Regions from separate parts of the Homo sapiens genome. Here region 1 is linked to region 2. A link is an interaction called in ENCODE POLR2A ChIA-PET data of the cell type or tissue named here. Cell type or tissue: GM12878. All regions are shown on one strand. Links, peaks and the distances in the headings refer to the core of each region. The heading gives the core; the rest is flanking DNA. Region 1 has its middle 68 kb from the start of LGSN. Region 2 has its middle 41 kb from the start of PTP4A1.

Region 1 (11,205 bases), core at 2,198-10,197, 140 kb before region 2:
GATAATATTGTTTTTTTAATTCCAAAGAAAATGTTTCCTGACTACATGACAACTCTTAAACACTATATCACATTTTCACACTCATGCTGAACCTACTAGCACACAAATTAAATTCCTGGTACCTTAAACATAAAAGCAATCAACCAAGTGCTATTCTTCTTCAATCATTAAGGCTTCTCACTTTCAAGAGGAAACAAAGCTTAAAACAGGACCCTTGAATATTGTATTTCCTCTACAAAATGTATTATATTTCATAAGCAAGCATTTTAAAATAGATAATGCCATCCACATTGAAGAGAACTTACATTTTTATATAGACTCAAATATATCTTCACTATAAATACTTACTAGTAATAATATTTATTTTAACAGTGAAACCCTAGTTAACCAAAATTATTGGTGTATGTATACAGTACATTGAATATGTCTTTATGCATCCTTTTAGACTTTCACCTCACCTGTCTTGCATTCTGGCTGCAGGTGAAGCAACCAGTCTGTGCACTTCCAACCACTTTAATATAGGTTTTCTTTTACAGCACCTTGTCTCAGACCAGTCCCCAGGAGCCTCTCATCTTCTGCCCAGGTGTTCTCTGTTGACCACACTATGTGAGATGACACAGAAGCATGTTTTGCACCCATGCATGTGTTACCTAGGAGGGTAAAGCCAATCATTTGACCATTGAGAGATACAGGTTTCTCACTGTCTCAGAAGGACAGTCCTAAGACACATTTTATGTGCCTGGGTGATTGAGGAGCTAGTTGCCTGTAGACATATATACTTGATAATACATTGTCATTTTGCATCTCTCTTCTGTTTGGCTCACCTTTGATCTCTGGACTCAATACTTCCCAATAAAGTGTTTTAAAACAAGACTTTGTCTCAAGCTCTGCTTCCTGGCAAACCCAAGCTAAGATATAACTGTACAACATATACATATATAATAAGAATTACTGCTGTCACATACTGTTAAGTTACAACAGTTCAAGAATGGGTAAAAGTAAATACTGTTACCATCATTATTAGCCATGAAAAAGACAAAAGGGATTATCTAGCTCAATGATCTTTCTAAGTTTATGTAAGACCCACATTCTAATTAATTAAATAGCTACAGGCATATGTATCTCAAATTCAAAAGACTGCTTAACCTTTCCTGCTTTTGTTCATGTTAAGAAGGAAAGCCTTAAGCACCTTTAAAAGAGCAGATTTATTTGTTTGTTTGTTTGTTTGTTTGTTTTTATAGAGATAGGGTATAGCTATGTTGCCCAGGCTGGTCTCAAATTTCTGAGCTCAAGCAATTCTCCTTCCTCAGCCTCCCAAAGTACTGGGATTACAGGTATGAGCCACCACATCCAACCAAGAGTGGATTTTTTTTTTAAAACTTTCTCAATGACAGAAGGGAAGTCAACCAACTCATAGGTTCATACCCACACAAAATAGCACATAAACCTTGTTTAACCATTACTTACACACACACACACACACACACACACACACACACTCTTGCATGCACATACACAGACCCAGGGGATCAACAGCATATTCACACAGGGATAAGAATACACCAGAACAGAATAGACCAAAACTTAGAGATAAACCTTTTGAACAGGGCGTTTTTTTAATCCAGGTAACTACTTGATGATCATAGTGCAAATTATGCCCTCATAAATAAAAATAAGACACAAAACAGATTATAGAAATTCTAAGTCTTTACTAAACTAATTTTCTCAGATTGTGCTGGACACAGACAAGTCATATACTAGATTCAATGCCATTAACTATACACTATAATAGTTTCTAATATCCATGTATTACCTTATATTTTAATAACTTTTTCACTGAGTTGTCTTATTTAATCCTCCAAATCTGTGAAATAATTGACTTTATCATTCCCATTTTACAAATAAAGATCAGAGAGGGTAAATAACTCATAGAGGATACAGTATACTGCCTGCACTGCAAAGTCAGAATTTGTAGAACTATTTATTGAGCCACCCTTTCAAACTCATTTTATCTCTGGTTATTCATTAATATTGTCTCCCACATACCAGCTTCTCTGCTAACCACTTCTCTAACTTGACATTCTAAAAGGATCCTAGATGTCTGCTTTCAGTTCCCTAGATTTCACCACTCCTTAGTGTATTTACAGTCTCCTCTGCTTCTAAACGTTTAGACCAACCCAAATCACCCATAAACCACAAACCTATGATGATTGTGCACACCAGTTGGCTGCCTTCCTAGAAGTCCTCCCCAGTTTTTTCCATGCTTGAAGGGCCCTGATTTCATTTGATGTCTACCTCTCTTCCTGCCACGAGAACCAAGGAGGGGTTACCCCATTTTCAGTTCCAAGAGTAAATCTTGATAAGCCTATACCAATAATTATGACCCCAGTTGTTTTTCCAAGGATTGGTTTAAGCATGATCACATGACCTAATTCTGCACAATGAGACATGAGGGGAGATGATATGGGAGAAACTTATGGAAAGGTTTTCCACTACCGTTATGAGCAGAATTGTGTTGAATTAATACGTTGAAGCTCTAACTCCCAGTACCTTAGAATATGAATGCCTTTGGAAATAACACCTTGTGTGTGTGTGTGTGTGTGTGTGTGTGTGTGTGTGTGTGTGTGTGTGATGGAGTTTTGCTCTTGTTGCCCAGGCTGGAGTGCAATGGCACAAGCTCGGCTCACTACAACCTCCACCTCCCAGGTTCAAGCAATTCTCCTGCCTCAGCCTCCCAAGTAGCTGGGTTTACAGGTATGCACTACTACACATGGCTAATTTTGTATTTTTAGTAGAGACAGGGTTTCACCATGTTGGTCAAGCTAGCTGGTCTCAAACTCCTGACCTCAGGTGATCCCGCCTCAGCCTCCCAAAGTGCTGGGATTACAGGCATGAGCCACTGAACCCAGCTGAGATAATGTCTATAAAGAGGTTACTAAAATTAAATGAGGTTTTATGGGAAGTCCCTAATCCAATCTGACTGATGTCATTTTGAGAGGAACTATGGACACTTGAAAAGACACCAGGGATAAGCAAACAGAGGAAAGACTATGTGGGGACACAGAGAATGTGGCCAGCTGTAAGCCAAGGAGGATGACCTCAGAAAAAACAAACCTGTGAATCTTGGTGTTGAACTTCGAGCCTGCAGACTATGAGAAAATAAATTTCTGTTCTTTAGGAAGCTCAGCCTGTGGTATTTGGTTATGGCAGCCCTAGAAATCTAATATAGTCATTTAAAAATGACATGTAAATGAATTTTAAAATAATGACACAAGGAAGGAAGCACCCTTTCTGTTACTGGACATTTTGATATCTGATTATGAAGATGGGAATTGCTTTAGCCATCTTACACCTGTACAGAGAATCCATCTGAGAACTGGTTTCCATGTTGAGTATGGCAGATCTACCAAAATATACATAAAACAAAAACTTATTTCTTAATGATGCTGCTGAGCCACTGAATTAACTAAACTTAGATCACTCTGTCTTCAAATGTCCTCTTATATGAAAATAAGTTTCCCTGATTTCTTTAAGCTGTGGTTTTCTATAAATTATAGCCAAAATCATCCTATTGATACAATCAATTGGATAAAGTTTAGCTATTGACAAGCTAAGGCTGTTTCAGCAGTTGCTCTAGACTTTACTCCTTTATTACTCATCAGTTCTTAGTCTTCTTCCATTTCCAACTCTATACTCTTGGCTCTTAAGTTTTGCCTCCAACCCGTCACAGAGTTTTTAACTTATGTCTAACTTATCCATAGTTTTCTAAGCATTAGACTCTCAATTGTCCCCTATAAACTTGCTTAGTTTCTCTTAGGTGGGAATTACAATCTTGGATCTATCCACTTAAATGAAGTCCAAAGTCAGTTCCAAAATGTAGGCAAATTCAGAAAGATAAGCTAATAACCTATCTTTTAGTTGACATGGTCAACCCAATACATATATCTGTGTTATGCTCTGTTTATAAGTAATGGCAAATTCCTGAAGGACCGATACCCAATATCACATAGGCAAAAAGTCTGAGACCTCAGACCCAATTTCCTGACACCAACTACTTTACTAATTCCATTATTCATTATTCTACCCAATTAATAAATTTGATGTTAATATATTGGGACCAGATAGTATTCACTTAACAGTTTTAAAAAATTATAAGGTGAAAATGTAGAAATACATACAATTTCTCATTAACTTTATAAATTGCCAGAGATTTAAGGATTTATAAAATATTAAAAGGATTTTGTAATTGTAGAGTCTTACCTCCCTACTTGGAAGTTTGATAGAGACTTTATAAGCAAGAGAGGGACCCCTTTGTGAATATAGATAGGATGAATACATAGAGCTTAATCTATAATCCAAAATTCAGTGGGATAAGACATGCCACCAGGTAAACATTTTACTTTCTGTAGCTCAGCTACAAATACATTGACCTTGATCCAGCCATTGAGAATATCATTGACTTTCAGAGTTTTGGGGCTTTTTAATTTTTATTTTACTATTATTATTATTATTATTGCTTACTTGTTTGTTTGTTTCTGGCTAATTCTCCTTATCTGATTCTCTGATCCTATTTTGGTAACCTGTCTTTCATATTTCCAATCTCATTTCCTGATTTTTGCATCACTTTTCGTCAGGTATTGATTTCTGTATTCCTAGTCATAACCAGTTAACCTAAATGTCATTCTTGAAAATGCTTTGTATCTAATAATTCATTTTAATGGTCTTGGAACTATACAATACCTTGACTATACACTCAACATTGAAGTTCAACAAAAGAACCCATGTTCCTTTCCCTGACTCAATAAATATTTAGAGAGGGTAATCTACTGGGAAAAGAGTAATATGGTTTCTGTAAGGGGATATTATAGTCGTCTAGTAGCATTCTTTGAAGAGGTAAATTAATAAATAAGGGGCGGGCATGGTGACTCATGCCTGTAATCTCAATACTTTGGGAGGCCAAGGCTGGTATGGATCACCTGAGGACAGGAGCTCAAGACCAGCCTGACCAATATGGTGAAACCTCGTCTCTATTAAAAATACAAAAATCAGCCAGACATGGTGGCGTGCACCTGTAATCCCAGCAACTCAGGAGGCTGAGGCAGGAGAATTGCTTGAGCCCAGGAGGTGGAGGTTGCAGTGAGCTGAGATCACACCACCGTGCTCCAGCCTGGGCAACAGAGCAAGACTCCGTCTCAAAAAAAAATAAAAGAAAAATAGATAAATAAGGAAAACGAGCAAAGGTAAAGTGCAAAGACTTTAAATTCAGACCTTCGAACCAAAGATTATCTTAAAGGTGAATCACTCACTATTGGATTATACAATTAGCAGCCCTCTGTATCCATGTGTTCCTCTTCCATGAATTCAACCAACCATAGATCAAAAATATTCAGGAAAAGAAAAATGCATCGGTACTGAATACATAACGATGCATTTTTTCTTGTAATATTCCTAAAACGACAGAGTATAACAACTATTTACATAATTTACATATTATATATCTTTGTTGTATTAGGTATTATAATGATTTAAGAGATTATATAAAGTATATAGAAGCATATGCATAGGTTACATGCAAATACTTTATCAGATACTTGAGCCACTGCAGATTTTGATGTGCTCCAGAGGTCCTGGAACTAACCCCCCACAGATACTGAGGGACAACTGTATTCACAGAAAATATTTTATCATGGATTAAAAATATATATTAGTACAAAAAGTTAGAGCCTGAATTTTAGAGGAATCCATGCAATGGGAGAGATGTCACAGAGATCAGTACTGAGATTAACTTTGATCAATAATTTTTTTTTTTTTGAGCCAGGGTCCCACTGCAGTGGCATGATCATAGCTCATGATCATTGCAGCCTCAGTCTCCCAGGCTCAAGCCATCCTCCGACCTCAGCGTCCTGAGTAGCTAGATCTACAGGCATACCACCACATCTCGCCTGGCTATTTATTTATTGATTGATTTATTGATTTTGAGTCAGAGTCTTGCTCTGTCACCCAGGCTGGAGTGCAGTGGCACAATCTTGGCTCACTGCAACCTCCGCCTCCCAGGCTCAAGTGATTCTCCTTCCTCAGCCTCCCGAATAGCTGGGATAACAGGTGCCCACCATCATGCCCAGCTAATTTTTTTGTTTTTTTTTTTTTTTAGTAGAGATGCGGTTTCACCATGTTAGGCAGGCTGGTCTCGAACTCCTGACCTCAGGTGACCTACCTGCTTTGGCCTCCCAATGTGCTAGGATTCATGCCTGTAGCCACCATGCCCAGCAATAATTTTTGAAACAGAAGATGACTATGGAGTATCATTTCGTAATTTAAAAATGACTTACCAGTGGTGAATTATGAAGATAAGGAAAAAGTTTAGGAAATTTCACAAGGTAGGCAGTTGGACAGAAATTTAAGATACCAGCTTCTTGATGAGAAAAGTGAGGTCCTATTATGGGCTAAATTGTGTTTCCTGAAGATTCACATGCTGAAGTTCTAATCCTCAGTACTTCAGAGTGTGACCATATTTAGAGATAGCATCTTTAAGGAGGTAACTAAGTTAAAATGAGGCCAGTTAGGGTGAGCCCTAATCTGATATGACTGATGTCCCTGTAAGAAGAGGAAATCTGAACACAGGTGCACAGAGGGAAAATGATGTGAAGCCAGGGAGAAGACGGCCATTGACAAGCCAAGGAGAGAGGCCTCAGAAGAAACCAACCCTGCCAACACCTTCATCTTGGACTTCTAGGCTCCAGAACTGTGAAGAAATAAATTTCTATTGTTTGAGCCACCCAGTCTGTGGTATTTTGTTACAGCAGCCCTGGAAAAATAATAGAGGTCCTAAAGCTAGAAATAACGTAAATAATGGCCAAGGGATAACTGGCTTCGAGGGCCATTTGGAAAAACAAGACAGAGAACTTGTTGTCAGTCTAATGTGGTTCTAATAGACAAAAAGGCCATCAGAGTATTGATAAGCAGGCAGTGAGTTGAAAGCAGAATAGAAGACATTCTTATACTTGGCACAAACCATGTACAGTCACTCAAAAATCATCTTAGGATGCATATATTTAAGCAGAATGCACAGAAAGTAGTAACTCCTAGTCTACAAGGATGAAATACAAATAGGATGAGGAAGACAAAAAGGGAAGGGAAAAGAAGAAAAGAGCTAACCCTTATAAGTATTCATTCATTTAATCCTTATGGCCACCCCTACGTGTAAGTAAACTGAACATTATTGTCTCCACTTTGGAAAGGAGGAAACTGAATCACAGAAAGAGTAAGTAAATTGCTCAGAGTCACACAGAAAGTGAAAAAGCTATGATAAATAATAGATCTATTAATATAAGAACAAATCAAAAAATGTGAAACCTATTTTCTACTCTCATATTTTCTTACTAACAATAGAAAAGAAGCTTACCTTACATTTTCAGATAGAGAGGAAAGGATATTGAGCCTGATTCATTTTGTATCTTCTTGTGTTTCTATGTGTTCATTCTTAAACAAGTAATAGAAACTACACTCAGTCTAGAACATGTCAGTCTTATTTTGGCAAAACAATCCCACCGTCTTCTTCTGCATCTACCCTTGACCCCATTGCAAAATCTAGCACAATCTGATAACAGAAGAAGAGAACAAAAGAGAAAAATTTGAAGGAACTGTGTTTAACCTTAAGGAAAGCATGGCTTCTGTTTTGAACAATGGTCCTGTGTAGTTTCACTTAAATCTTATCTGTATACAAAACTCTTGGTTGCCACTCTGTGCTGTGAAACTGCTACATGGTTGCATTTCAATATTAAGTATGTAAGCCAGTGAGTAAACCAAACCATGATAGTTCATGAATCTACTAATGGAGACGATCATATCAGTACTATTATTCCAATACAGAAATTCAAAGGTAGTGCATACAGAAATAGAGATCATAAAATGCAGTCATTTTAAATTATTTTTTACACTAAAAATAATTTAGTCATTGTGCTCCAGACATTAAGTGCATTAATGTACATGCTTCAAAGTTTATCTCCTTTTTCTCTTCCTCCCCCATCCCCCACAAAAAAAAATGGTGAGAGAAAATTTTCTAGGTCTAATCTAAGCCTAAAGAAAACACACCTTTTGTGAATGCTAAGTAGGGAGATGTAGAAAATGAAGAGAAAAGACTCTAATGGTCTCAGAAACTGTATAAAGAATAATTCTACAGCTGAAGTATTTGGACACTTTCTTTCTTTCTTTCTTTTTTTTTTTTTTTTTTTTTTTTTTTTTGAGGCAGAGTCTCGCTCTGTCACCCAGGCTGGAGTGCAGTGGCGCAATCTTGTCTCACTGCAACCTCCTTCTTCCAGGGTCAAGCGATTCTTGTGCCTCAGCCTCCCAAGTAGCTGGGATTAAAGACATGCACCACCACTACTGGCTAATTTTTGTATCGTTAGTAGAGATGGGTTTTCACCATGTTGGCCAGGCTGGTCTCAAACTCCTAACCTCAGGTGATCCACCTGCCTTGGCCTCCCAAAGTGCTGGGATTACAGGTTTGAGCCATTGTGCCAGCCGGATTCCACAAATTTTGATCAACTATTATTTTCTTAGAATGCATGACCTATTGCCAAATTCACCACTTCATTGTCAGATTTTTTTTTATCAACAGGGAGGAGATTGTTACACAGGAATTGAATTTGTTTTATTGAAAATTGGAATCGGCCAGGCGCGGTGGCTCACGCCTGTAATCCCAGCACTTTGGGAGGCCGAGGCGGGCGGATCACGAGGTCAGGAGATCGAGACCATCCTGGCTAACACGGTGAAACCCCGTCTCTACTAAAAATACAAAAAAAAAGTAGCCGGGCGAGGTGGCGGGTGCCTGTAGTCCCAGCTACTCGGGAGGCTGAGGCAGGAGAATGGCGTGAACCCCGGGGGACGGAGCCTGCAGTGAGCCGAGATCACGCCACTGCACTCCAGCCTGGGCGACAGAGCAAGACTCCATCTCAAAAAAAAAAAAAAAAAAGAAAAGAAAATTGGAATTGAATTAGTTCAGATAATATCCTTAACTTTCTTATCTCTCTCCATTCACTTTCAATTATTTGAATTATAACAAGTTCCATTGGAAAGGATGCATACTTTTACCTTCTCTTTGGATAAAAGGTAATCTGAAATAAATTGATTGCTTCTGTTAAATAGACAAATAGAATTACTAAGTATTATCAGATCTCAAATAGCTCTAATAGAATATGTACACAGGTAAGACTCATTTAGCATTATTTAAAATCTCGTTTTTAAAAAATATGATAATGGAGACAAATTTGCTATTAAATAATTTATTTGCAATGTATAAATGTCCTTAGCAGTCAATCCTATTTGGGTTTGAGAAAAACATGACATTTTCAAGTTATCTTAGTTGGTGTAGGTCTAAAGATATGGAAGGGAAGTAAGAACCAAGAGGTTGTGTCTTAGCAACTACTCAGCCAGCAGCTGGAACTGTAGCTCATTCAGAATACACAATGTAGAGGACTGATAGCAGCTCTTACACTCAACAGCAACATCTGCAAAGATCCATGCATCTGTAAACTTCTGTTGCTTTTTCTGACAAGGATTCCCAACTTGTAAGTGGGTTGATTTCAGTCTCTGCTTGTACCTCTGTATCCTCCAACACTGTTCTCTCCACTTGCCTTCTCTCCACCTCAAGGTCTGTGTTAGCTTTTACTGTCTTGTGATTTCTGAAGCCTCAATGTGTCTCTAGTTCCTGCTCACTTAAGTTTCCCTCCAAATTCCCAAGGGAGATCTGCTTTACGGTTAGTCAACATCCAATATTGACCATTCTTGCTGGGCAGAGTTCAGTTACACTTCATGGGCTGATAGCGAGGCTTTTAGCTATCTCTGTCTCAAAGGTTAATCCTTGAACTAAGTCATTGCTGGTCCAGAAAAGCAGAAGTCACATGATGTAAAGCATAAGGGCCCTAGGAGCAGAGAAACACTCAGCTGTCTTTCATAGAAGAGGTCTTTGGACATGGAAGGACAATGAGCATGGGTTGACGCACAGAGCAACTTGGTCTCCTCTCCAGTATAAGTCTTCTTTTAAGGAATCAATGATATGAAAGTTTATTTTTAAAAATTACAAAACAACAACACTGGTTTCATCCTCCACCCCAAAATTCCAAGTAATTATAGTCATGTACTGTATAAAAACATTCTGGTCAACAATGGACCACATATAAAACAGTGGTCCCATAAGATTATAAAAGAGGAGGGGCATGGACCAGAAATCTGAGAGAGGTCAAAGACGCCCAGGCCAGGTGCCTCTCAGGTACTCATGTACTGATATGAAGTAGGAGGGGCGCAGTGCTAGAAGCCCCTTCCTCAGTGCTGCCAACCAGACACCCAGCCCATGGCAAACCCTGGCCTAGGGCTGCTCCTGGCCCTGGGCCTGCCTCTGCTGCAGGCCTGCTTAGGCCCAGCCTTGAGACAAACCTCCACAGCAGGGGCCCCTTCTGTAAATGAGAGCAGCACTATCATGCCCACCAGCTCCAGCTCCAAAGGGACCCTGTCTCAGGGGGCATCACTGCTATCATGTGGACTAATCCATCCTGGCCACCCTACTCCTGGCTGTGGGACTGGAACTACTGGTGCAGAAGCTTCAGGAGAAGCATAGATGGAGGCGGAAACCTACCTACCCAGCAGCCAGGAACAGGTGGGTGCCCATGCGCCACAGACCCTCAACTTCAAATTGCCTCCGGAGGAGTAGCAGCTCATCTGAACGCTGGTGTTAGAGGCCTTTGAACCAGAGTGACTCCATCTTGAATAGGGGCTGGGTAAAATTGATAAAGGAATTAAGAAGAAATTACTTAGGCAGATAATGAGGATATGGAAGTCCTCGGTAAGGTTTTCCTTTTAATGAAAAGCAACCCCAAATTATTTTTCTTTCTAATGAAGAGCAGTCTGTAAAACCGAGCTGCAGACATTGATTGGCAGTTGTGCCAATCATGTTCAAGATGGTGGCTCCATCTTCTTCTTCTTTTTTTTTTTTTTTTTTTTTTTGATATGGAGTCTTGCTCTGTCGCCCAGGCTGGAGTGCAGTGGCGCAATCTCTGCTCACTGCAAGCTCCGCCTCCCGGGTTCACGCCATTCTCCTACCTCAGCCTCCCGAGTAGCTGGGACTACAGGCGCCCACCACCACGCCCGGCTAATTTTTTTGTATTTTTAGTAGAGACGGGGTTTCACCGCATTAGCCAGGATGGTCTCGAT
Region 2 (11,205 bases), core at 1,263-9,262:
TGTCAATTGTTTAAACCTTCTTTCGGTACCAGTATACAAAAGAGTGGTGCCAGGAGTTTCAACCACTATATTTTATTGCCTTAAGAAATTTCTAGGCCAGGCGCAGTGGCTCATGCCTGTAATCCCAACATTTTAGGAGGCCAAGGCGGGCAGATCACCTGAAGTCAGGAGTTCAAGACCAGCCTGGCCAACATGGTGAAATCCCGTCTCCACTAAAAATACAAAAATTAGCTGGGCATGGTGGTGGATGCCTGTAGTCCCAGCTACTCAGGAGGCTGAGTCAGGGGAATCACTTGAACCAGGGAGGCGGAGGTTGCAGTGAACCAAGATCTCACCACTGCACTCCAGCCTGGGTAACAGAGCAAGACTCCACCTCAAAATAAATAAATAAATAAAAGAAATTTCCAGAAGCTTTGGGTTCTAGAATAGCTGATAACAAAGTTGAAATTCTATTATCAAAAATGAAGAATTCTTACATAATCTTTCCCAGAATCAGAGCCAATCCAGTTCAACAGAGAGGAAGACCACGTATGATAAATCCGCAAGCAGAACAAAAATATTTTTTTAAAAAGATTTTTAGGCCAGGCGCAGTGGCTCATGCCTGTAATCCCAGTACTTTGGGAGACCGAGGCAGGCGGATCGCAAGGTAAGGAGATCGAGACCATCCTGGCCACCATGGTGAAACCCTGTCTCTACTAAAAATACAAAAATTAGCTGGACGTGGTGGCGTGTGCCTGTAGTCTCAGCTACTCCGGAGGCTGCATTTCTTGAATCTGGGAGGCAGAGGCTGCAGTGAGTCGAGATCACACCACTGCACTCCAACCTGCGACAGAGCAAGACTCTATCTCAAAAATGTATATATATATATATATATATATATATATATATTTATTTATTTATTCTTCTTAAGGGCTTCCATAGGATGCATTACTTGCACTATCTACAGGACAAAAGACCAAATGTTGGATTTATATGTAAGGGCATCCATGATGTTATGCACTTCTTCAAAATGATTTCAAGTTTATCTTTCTTTATTAGGGCACTGCTTCCACATGAGCTCATTGTTGTTCCCTGCTGCACCTTATATATGTATTTCTACCTTCATGTCTTGACTCAGGCAGTTTCTTTTATCTGAGAGTCCTTATTGAATATACAAATACCTGAGCAGTCCTCATAATGGATACTCAACACATGTTGGAACTGGCTTGGATTGCCTTTCTTCTACAGTGAGTCTTCCTCAGAATTAGTCTGCTTTGAAGTGCTATAGCAGTTACTTTATGTGCACATTTTAAACAGAGCACATGTTCTCTTCTGAATTGCTTGTGTCTATGTTCAATCTTTCCTCCTAGATTTATAAACTCTTTAAAGACATGCCATATATCTTACAGATTCTCGTATCACCACAGTAACCCACAGACCTTGCATAGAATATTGACCAATAAGTGCCGAGTGAATAAGGACCTAACAAATAGTCATCTACTATTTGATGGGTCTTTCCTTTCTCCTCTTCTTATGTTGTAGATATCTCAAAAGCTTTTCAAAATGTAGAGGGTATAAATAATATCTAATGTGCTTTATACTGTGTCCACAGTATTATAAAATAATATTTTCACTTTTCTAGATCTGCATGATACTTCCCATACATTAACTATTTAAGTTTCGGTGACAACTCTTCCATTTTAACCAAGAAAACTGAGACTCTGAGAACTTAAGTAACCATGTCCAAGGTCACGTAATGAGACAGTGATGTTTCTGGAATTCGAAAAGGGCTCTTTCACATACATTGCATGGTCTCTTGGGAAGTTAGAGCTTAGACAGTGACGATAACAGTGATGAGCTCACCTGACAGATTGCTCTTTTTCCTCTGCAGAGACTTGCTTCAACACCAGGAAGAACATGAAAGGGTGACTCATAATTCCCAGCAGCAGTGCCAGTTCATGTGCTGGGATTCTGACCACAAGCCTAACAATCAGGTCAGGGAGTCAGATTTCTGTTGGATTTAGAAAAGCATCTATGTGTTTATGAAAGAAACCCACTGGATTTTTAATAGTTCTGCAGCTCTTGGAGGCTCTACATCTACCCTTTCTCCCCAGCCAAGAGCATGGCTATGGGAGAAGGAAGGCAGGCAGCAGGCAGGTAAGTGTGACTTCCTCACTTCCCCTACCTTCTCATCTTAAAGCCATAGAGTGGTTGCTGGGTAACCCACTCCTACATATATTGGTTCATAAAGCCTAGTGAGCCACTGAAATTCTTACTGATCTGTAAAATTTCAAACACACTAGTAACACAGACAGCCATGGTGTAGATGACTTGAGCACACATAGTATATTTTCTGCTCCCATTGGGCTGTTTGAAGAATAGCATTGGCTGGGCACAGTGGTGTGAACCTGCAGTCCCAGCTACTCTGGAGGCTGAGGTGGGAGAATCGCTTGAGCCCAGCAATTAGAAATCAGCCTGGGAGACACAGTGAATCTCTGTCTTTTTTTTTTTTTAAGGCCGGGTACAGTGGTTCATGCCTATAATCCTAATACTTTGGGAGGCCAAGGTGGACAGATCGCCTGAGCCCAGGTGTTCAAGGCCAGCCTGGGCAACATGGTGAAACCTCATCTCTACAAAAAATATAACAAAACAAATTAGCCAGCCATGAAAAACTAGCCAGGCATGGCGGCATGCATGGTGGTGTGCGCCTGTCATCCCAGCTACTCAGGAGGCTGAAGTGGGAGGATTACCTGAGCACGGGGGAGGTCAAGGCTGCAGTGAGCCAAGATTGCACCACTGTACTCCAGCCTGGGGGACAGAGTGAGACCCTGTCTCAAAAAAAAGCAAGGTTTAATATCAACTTTGGTGGCACCCTCCACAGAGTATTTATACTATAGAATATGTTTTATAAAAATATTTGGGAGGCCGAGGCCGGTGGATTACCTGAGGTCAGGAGTTCAAGACCAGCCTGACTAACATGGTGAAACCCCATCTCTGCTAAAAATACAAAAATTAGCTGGGCGTGGTGGCACATGCCTGTAATCCCAGCTACTTGGGAGGCTGAGGCAAGAGAATCACTTGAATCTGGGAGGCAGAGGTTACAGTGAGCCGAGATTGCACCACTGCACTCCAGCCTGGGCAACAAGAGCGAAACTCCATCTCAAAATATATATATGTGTGTATATATATATATGTATATATATGTGTGTGTATATATATATGTATATATATGTGTGTATATATATATATGTATATATATGTGTGTATATATATATATGTATATATATTTGCTAATAACTTTACAGAACTTTCATATAATTTAGACAGGTGTCTAGGTTCTCTGGAGTCTCAGAAAAATAATACCTAGTCTTTCTCTACATAACATTTGATACATAAAATGGTCTTATTGCAAGACAAATATCAGAACAAAGATCAAACTGCTTAATTTCCTACATCAATTCAAGCAGAAACTTTTCAATTCAATCTCAAACTTTTAGGCAAAATAATTGTCCAGATTACTTTGCTTCTCTCACTCCTGCTCCTCCTCCTTCACCCCTCCCTTGCCTCTCTTGTCTCTTTTTCTAACAACCTAGCCTTCCTTTTCTACCTCTCTCGCTTTTAATTCTCACCCCTTTCTTTCCTTTTGTAGAGGAGGGGCTTAAACTTTTAAGAAATTGCTTTGTTTGCTGTACTCTCTCAAAAGCTTGGTTTGAGCAGCCAACCCTGTTTGCATAAAATGAAAGTTAGAAAACTAAAAGTTTTGTGAACCAAGGGTGGAGGAAAAGGTTATGCATTTTATCACACAGTTCATCATCCTATCAGCCAAGAATGAGGTTCCGTTTTTCTGAGTAATCCCTCACCTACCCACATCCTATATTGGCAAAATACGTGCGTAAGAGGAATTGGCAGGAGCTATCAGAGAACTAAAAATTATCAATTAGGTGTAAAAATATGTCTGCAGTTACCAGTAAGTTAGTATTTTCACTATTAAAGAAATAGGATATTTTGCCATTACAAATAGTTATGTAATTTGTCTTTTCACCATTATTTAGGTACCTTTATAGAGTTATGAGTAATATTTCACTTTTTGACAAAAAGAAAATTAGAATCATGAAGATTAACTGTTTCTCGAGATAGGGCAAGGATAATAACAGTATAGATTTCTGAAAATGAGCCGATAGAAAATCAATCCAAAGAAACTGACAGAAGGAAGTCAAATTGGAACCATCCAAAATGATATAACAATGAAATGTGATCATTAAAACAGCCATGAAGTTAATTTACTTAACACTTTTTTTTCATACACTGGAGTCAGCAGATTATTCCAAGGTGAAGAAAAGGCATAGATGTAACCTTGTAAGAGGACAGCTGTGAGACACAGCTACAGACAAAGCCAGCCTGAGAAAAAGCACAAAGGCTGAATATTAAATTTATATGATGGTACTGGAAGGCAGCCAGGAGTGGTTTGCCCTGCCTTTTATTCCCAAATCTGTAGTTGGGATGGTACCATAAGATGCTCTAGGTAAACATGAAGGCTTAGACGCCCAGATGTAAATGGCTGCCTCATACAGTCACACAGGCTATTTACTGCACAACTCCAGTGGACGCCGTTCACATAGGCTACAATGTGAAAAAAGCCCCCTGAATTTGTGAACATGGAGGCCCTTCTGTGCTAAATCACTAGGGTCATAGGGAATAATAGAAAAAAAGGAGAAGATAAAATTGTATTAAACTATCATAAAGATTTTTTCAAATAAAACATATACATAGAAAAATGATCAGAAGGAAGTACATCAAAATGAAATTTCTAGAGGCATACCTGAATTCATTTTTTCTTATTCCTAGTCTTCTGTATTTTAACATTGAATAAATCAGCAGTTTTAAAATAAATTAACATTTAATAAAGTAGTACCTTAAAACATCCAAATTGATACTTTCTTATAGCTTCAATGCTATAAACTATCAGAGATGTAATGATTAGAATGGTTTCCATACCAATGGAAAATCCTTTAGAAAAATGAGCACTATTTTTCTACATTTGTTTGCATTTTAACCTAGCTTTATAATTTCAACTATTCAACTAAATATAAGAATGAGCTTTGCTTGTGAAAATTCTGATATTATAAATACTAGAGAACTTCTATATTGTGTGTCCAAAGATAGATCAGGTTTCAAGCACAGTTCCCTCAGTCTCCAAAGTCCTCTCAGTTCTGCCTGCCTCTTGAGTTGGTGTCCATCAAGATAACTGCAAGCAATGAGGGCTACCTGCTTCCTGGTTCACAGCCAATGGGCAGAGACTGTCCACCTCTAAACTAATCACAGACTAAGAAGAGGATTTGGTTTAATTAGTGGGGAATAGATGGAATGAAGGGCAAATACCGATTTGTGAGGCCTGTAACATTTTCAGTCTGGGGGTTCTCTTTAACTAAAACAATAAAAAATTTATTCCAAAAATGAACATTTATTTGGAAAGAAAAAACATAACAAATTATAATTTTTAATGCAAAATGCCTACATAGACATCACAAAATCCAGAAGAGATAATGTAATATTTGTATTAAGTTCCTGACCCATATCTATTATGCTTTTTTTTTTTTTTTTTTTTGTAAATGCAGTGGTGCCTGCCATCTTAGCTCACTGCAGCCTCAACCTCCTGGACTCAGGCAATCTTCCTCTCTCATCCTCCTGAGTAGCTGGGACTATAGGCACGAGCCACCATGCTTGATCAATATTTCATACTTTTTTGTAGGGATGGGGTTTTACCATGTTGCCCAGGCTGGTCTTAACTACTGGACTCAAGTGACCCACCTGTCTTGGCCTCCCAAAGTGCTGTGATTACAGGCATGAACCACCATGTCCAGCCTCCCATAACACTTTTATCTGCATGTTTATGGCCACATACACTTTTTTTTTTTTTTGAGACAGAGTCTTGCTCTATCACCCAGGCTCACTGCAACCTTGCCTCCCGGGTTCAAGCAATTCTCTGCCTCAGCCTCCCGAGTAGCTGGAATTACAGGCATCCACCACCATGGCTGGTTAATTTTTGTATTTTTAGTAGAGACGGGGTTTCACCATCTTGGTGAGGCTGGTCTTGAACTCTTGACCTTGTGATACACCCACCTCGGCCTCCCAGAGTGCTGGGATTACAGGCGTGAGCCACCACGCCCGGTCAACCACATACTCTTTGATTGCCTCTTCTTATGACAACTTTATAATAGTTAATAAAGAAAAAATTAGAAATAACAATTCAATCTTTCCTCTCACATATATAATTGAAATTGTTACTGAAATTTTGAAAACTTTCTTCTAGTGTCACAATTTATTATGAGTGAAGTCATACAAATTTTCAGGAATATTGTCAAATTTTGGTAAATCTCTATTAAGTTGTTTTTTGATCTTTTCCTATAAGATTTTCCACAGTTTAGCTTCTGGATTCATACCTCTCAAATCTTGAATCTCCTCTATGCTCACATACTACCAGTACCAGCCACAGGACCTGCTCATGGCTGCATACATCCTATGTATGGGTCAGCACAGCACAGTGGATGGTAGGACTATTTCTGGAAGCCTTTTCTATACCAAGGCAGCTAGCTGTACATGGAGGTAGGTGCAAACCAGGTAAATAAATGCCATTAAATCCACAAAAAAAAAATCTCCCCATTCACTATCCCCTTATTAAATCTCAAAAATGTCCTATGCCACTGTACAGCTTTCAACCGAAGAGCAAGTATGATGGAGGGGAGGAAGTTGGAGAGTGAAACAAAAATCAATCATATTATAACTATGAGAGTTAAAATATTTTATTGTTACAAATTTTCCAAAAACACATGAGCATGTTCAATCAGTATCTAGGCCCCAAAAGATTGAATTCTATTTGGGAATAAGCTACCAAAAAATATCGTCTGGAAAAAAAAATAGTGCACAATATATTTTTTGTTACACTGATCAAATTATATCTGCTTTTTAGCTAATCCATTAATAATTAATGTATTGCACTAAGGTATTACATACCCGATGTGAGCCTTCATCCTATGGCATGGGAAGGAGGGGTTAGTCACAGAAATATCACCAGACACTGCCTTTGAAGAGCTACTGACCTGACAGAGGCATCAAAATCTATAAGCATTCATTTTCTCCTTTAAGAGACTTGATAGATTAAAAGAAAACAATAAGGCTGGGCGAGGTGGCTCATGCCTATGATCCCAGCACTTTGGGAGGCTGAGGCAGGTGGGTCACTTGAGGTCACGAGTTCAATACAAGCTTGGCCAACATGGTTAAACCTGGTATCTACTAAAAATACAAAAATTAGCCAGATGTGGTGGCGCACACCTGTTTTCTCAGCTACTTGGGAGGATGAGGCATGAGAATCACTTGAACCTGGGAGGCAGAGGTTACAGTGAGCCAAGATTATGACACTGCACTTCAGCCTGGGCCACAGAGCAAGACTGTTTCTCAAAAAAGAAAACAATAAGATGAATATATCTTGTCATTAAAAATATCTTAATTTTGTATTACACAGAATAATTACATGAAAAAATAAAGGCTAGAACAGAGCTCTTTAAAAAATAGTTTGGTTGGAGATTCACAGTGAGTTTGCTCAAGAAATAATGCTTACCAAACTATAGTATGCGTTGTTTAATCTTGAATACAAAGCTATTTAACTTTTGCAGCAGTTTTATGGCTGAGGGACTAGAGCACATGATTAAATTTACAGATAATAGCAAATTAGAATAAATGGTTATTACTTGGGAGGACAGGATTAGAATTCTAAATGACTTTGTAAAGCTGCAGAAGGAGGCATATAGACTAATGAGCAATAGCATTGAGAAATGTATGGGGAAGTATACTTAGGATTTTTTTTAAAGTTACACAAACAAAATATAGCAAATTCCTGAACAAACTTTTTTAATTAATTAATTAATTAATTAATTTTTGAGGTAGGGTCTCACTCTGTCGTCCAAGCTGGAGTTCAGTGGTGTGATCTCGGCTCATTACAACCTCTGCCTCCTGGGTTCAAGTGATTCTCGTGCCTCAGCCTCCCGAGTAGCTGGAATAACAGGTGCACACCACCATGCCTGGCTAATCTCTGTATTTTTAGGAGAGATGGGGTTTCACCATTTTGGCAGGCTAGTCTAGAAATTCTGGCCTCAAGTGATCTGCCCACCTTGACCTATCAAAGTACTGGGATTACAGGCATGAGCCACAGTGCCCAGCCGAACAAACATTTTTTTAATGTGGAAACTGCCATTCATCACAAATTGAACACACATCAGAATGTATGGCAATTACGTTTAAAAAAAAAGTTTTACTTTGGACATGGTTTAACAGTGTAACTGGAAGGAAACAGAAAGCAATATGTTTTTCTACTACATCTGATGCCATGCAATCTCTCTGGGATCCAGGTTCACTCTAAGTTAGGAGCAATGGTTCTCTGAGGACATTTGAATACAGAACTAGTAAACCTGATACATTTCTCCACTGAGTGAAGGTAATAACACAGAAGCCATCACCACACACACAGAGAAACACACACACACACACACACACACACACACACACCTCTAAAACTGGGGTCTAAGCCAATGCAGTACTTACAAAACATTTATGCTGGGTGCAGTGGCTCAAGTCTATAATCGCAGCTATGCAGGAGGCTGAGGCTAGAGAATTGCTTGAGCCCAAGAGTTAGCCCAGGCAACGTAGCAAGACACCATGTCTCTAAAAAATAATAATAAAATTGTCACCAGGCACGGTGGCTCATGCCTGTAACCCCAGCACTTTGGGAGGCTGAGGCAGGTGGATCACCTGAGGTCAGGAGTTCGAGACCAGCCTGGCCAACATGGTAAAATTTCTTTACTAAAGAATTTCTTTAGTAAAGAATTTCATAAAGAATTTCTTTACTAAAGAATTTAGTAAAGATTTCTGTACTAAATTCTTTACTAAAGAATTTCAACATGGTGAAATTTCTTTACTAAAAATACAAAAACTAGCTGGGTGTGGTGGCACACATCTGTAATCCCAGCTACTCTGGAAGCTGAGGCAGGAGAATTGCTTAAACCCAGGAGGCAGAGGTTGCAGTGAGCCAAGATCGCATCATTGCACTCCAGCCTGGGCAACAAGAGTGAAACTCCTTCACAAAATAATAATAATAATAATTGTAAGAATGTTAACATATAAACAGTATTTTAGGTAATAAAATACATGGGGTGTGGTCCCTGTGGATGAAGAAAGATTTAGAAGGATTAAAAACACAGTAATAGGACAGGCACAGTGGCTCAGCCTGTAATTCCAGCATTTTGGGAGGCCAAGGAGGGCAAATCACTTGAGGCCAGGAGTTTGAGACTAGCCTGGCCAACATGGTGAAACCCCGTTTCTACTAAAAATACAAAAAATAAGCCAGGCATAGTGGCATGCTTGTAATCCCAGCTACTCAACTTGGGTGCCTGAGGCACGAGAATCACTTGAACAGGGAGGCAGAGGTTGCAGTGACCCGAGATTGCACCACTGCACTCCAGCCTAGGCAACAGAGCGAGACTCTGTCTTAAAAGAAAAAAAAAAGCAATAATATGCATTTCCCTCCTTAATTAAATGGTGAATAAACTTCATTTATTCTATAACTAAAATTAGTGGCATTTGCCAGTTGTACATATGTGTCATATGATTCTTTCAGGGATAATATGAGGTATCGAATGTTAATAAATGTAGAAATATTTATAAAAATCAATGTAATACTTAGAGCAACATCATAAACACATTTATAGTAGTTTTGATGAGTTAGTCACAAGGATTGTGCCTTTGTGATATCAAAGGATCACAAAGCTGACAGCCTTCCGGAAGATTATGGCTAGTTAAAAATCAATAGCTATATTTAGGCTGGCCACGATGGCTCATGTTAAGTCCAGCACTTTTTTATTTTTTGAGACAGAGTCTCGCTCTTGTCAACCAGGCTGCAATTCTCCTGCTTCAGCCTCCCGAGTATCTGGGTTTACAGGCGTGCGCCACCATGCACAGCTAATTTCTGTATTTTTTGTAGAGACAGTGTTTCACTGTGTTGGCCAGGGTGGCCTGGAACTCGTGACATCAGGTGATCCACCCACCTCGGCCTCCCAAAGTACTGGGTTTACAGGCTTGAGCCACCACTCCCGGTCTGTAATCCCAGCACTTTGGGAGGCCGAGGCCGGTGCATCACCTGAGGCCAACAGTTCCAGACCAGCCTGGCCAACAAGATGAAACCACGTCTCTACCAAAATACAAAAATTAGCTGGGCGTGGTGGCGGGTGCCTGCAGTCCCAGCTACTCAGAGGCTGAGGCAGGAGAATCGCTCGAACCTGGGAGGCGTAGGTTGCAGTGAGCTGAAATCCTGCCACTGCACTCCAGCCTGAGCAACAAGAGCTAGATTCTGTCTCAAAAAAAAAGGAAAAGGAAAAAGAAAAATCAATAGCTATATTTAATTTTGACACAGGTCATTTTATCCCTCTGCTTTACTGGTATTTGAAAACCAATCACAAAAGTTTAAGGATATCCCATTAATTTCCCAGACAGAGTGAATTATATAACAAGATTAGATTAGATTAAAACAGTGGTATTCAAAAACATCTGAACTCAGGAATTTTCGTGGGGAACAAATCACCACTTATATTTTATCCATATAATTTTTATCCTGTTTTAAAATTGATGTATGACTTTATAATATTTTTCTACTGTAACATTTGTGTCAGTCGCGATAACTGTGTTTTATCCACAAGGATAATAAATACTCTAAAGAATTTCTTTATAGTATTTCCTACTTAATAGAAAATAAGTATCACTACAAGAAAAAGCAGTCTTAATTTTTATTTATTAGAAAAGGTTTTATTATATTATTTATGTAAATAATGATAAATACAACATTTAAACTATAACATATTTGATAGTCTTAGCAGCATAGTCTTTTTGTAACATAAGGGTCCCCCTAAAGCATTCCAATTTAAAATTTTCCTCAAAGCAAAAAGCTCTATGACTTAATTCTGAGGATTGACACTTCAACTGGGTAACATGTCAAATGAATTAGAGAAAGTGGGAAAAGAGAGAATAAGAGTAGTGATGGGGAATTAAGGTTAAATAGTTTTAAAATTAAAATTAAATATTTGTTAAATTAAAATTAAATTAAATATTTTTAGAAACTAAAGTGAAAGGGGCTTCCATGGATTCATGATGATAAAGTGAATGAATTAGAATAATGTTCTTAAC

What was found. Peaks named below come from ENCODE experiments on the same cell type or tissue, not always from the same donor. Only the 100,000 strongest peaks of a DNase experiment are listed, where the experiment ranks them.
Region 1: POLR2A ChIA-PET joins it to region 2 with 14 read pairs; 3 of 35 experiments call an interaction of 5 or more read pairs at or near these places.

The regions. Positions count from the first base shown.
Region 1 is chr6:63,381,907-63,393,111 of GRCh38, forward strand. It overlaps a transcript of LGSN not described here. Among named protein-coding and RNA genes, the nearest start is that of LGSN, 68 kb to the left of the region's middle. RefSeq lists an enhancer at 7,658-7,747. In GM12878, for the core only: no CTCF peak of the experiment used is centred there; a DNase peak (open chromatin) is centred at 2,215; H3K27ac peaks cover 410 bases.
Region 2 is chr6:63,525,949-63,537,153 of GRCh38, forward strand. It overlaps a transcript of LGSN not described here and a transcript of PTP4A1 not described here. Among named protein-coding and RNA genes, the nearest start is that of PTP4A1, 41 kb to the right of the region's middle. In GM12878, for the core only: no CTCF peak of the experiment used is centred there; no DNase peak of the experiment used is centred there.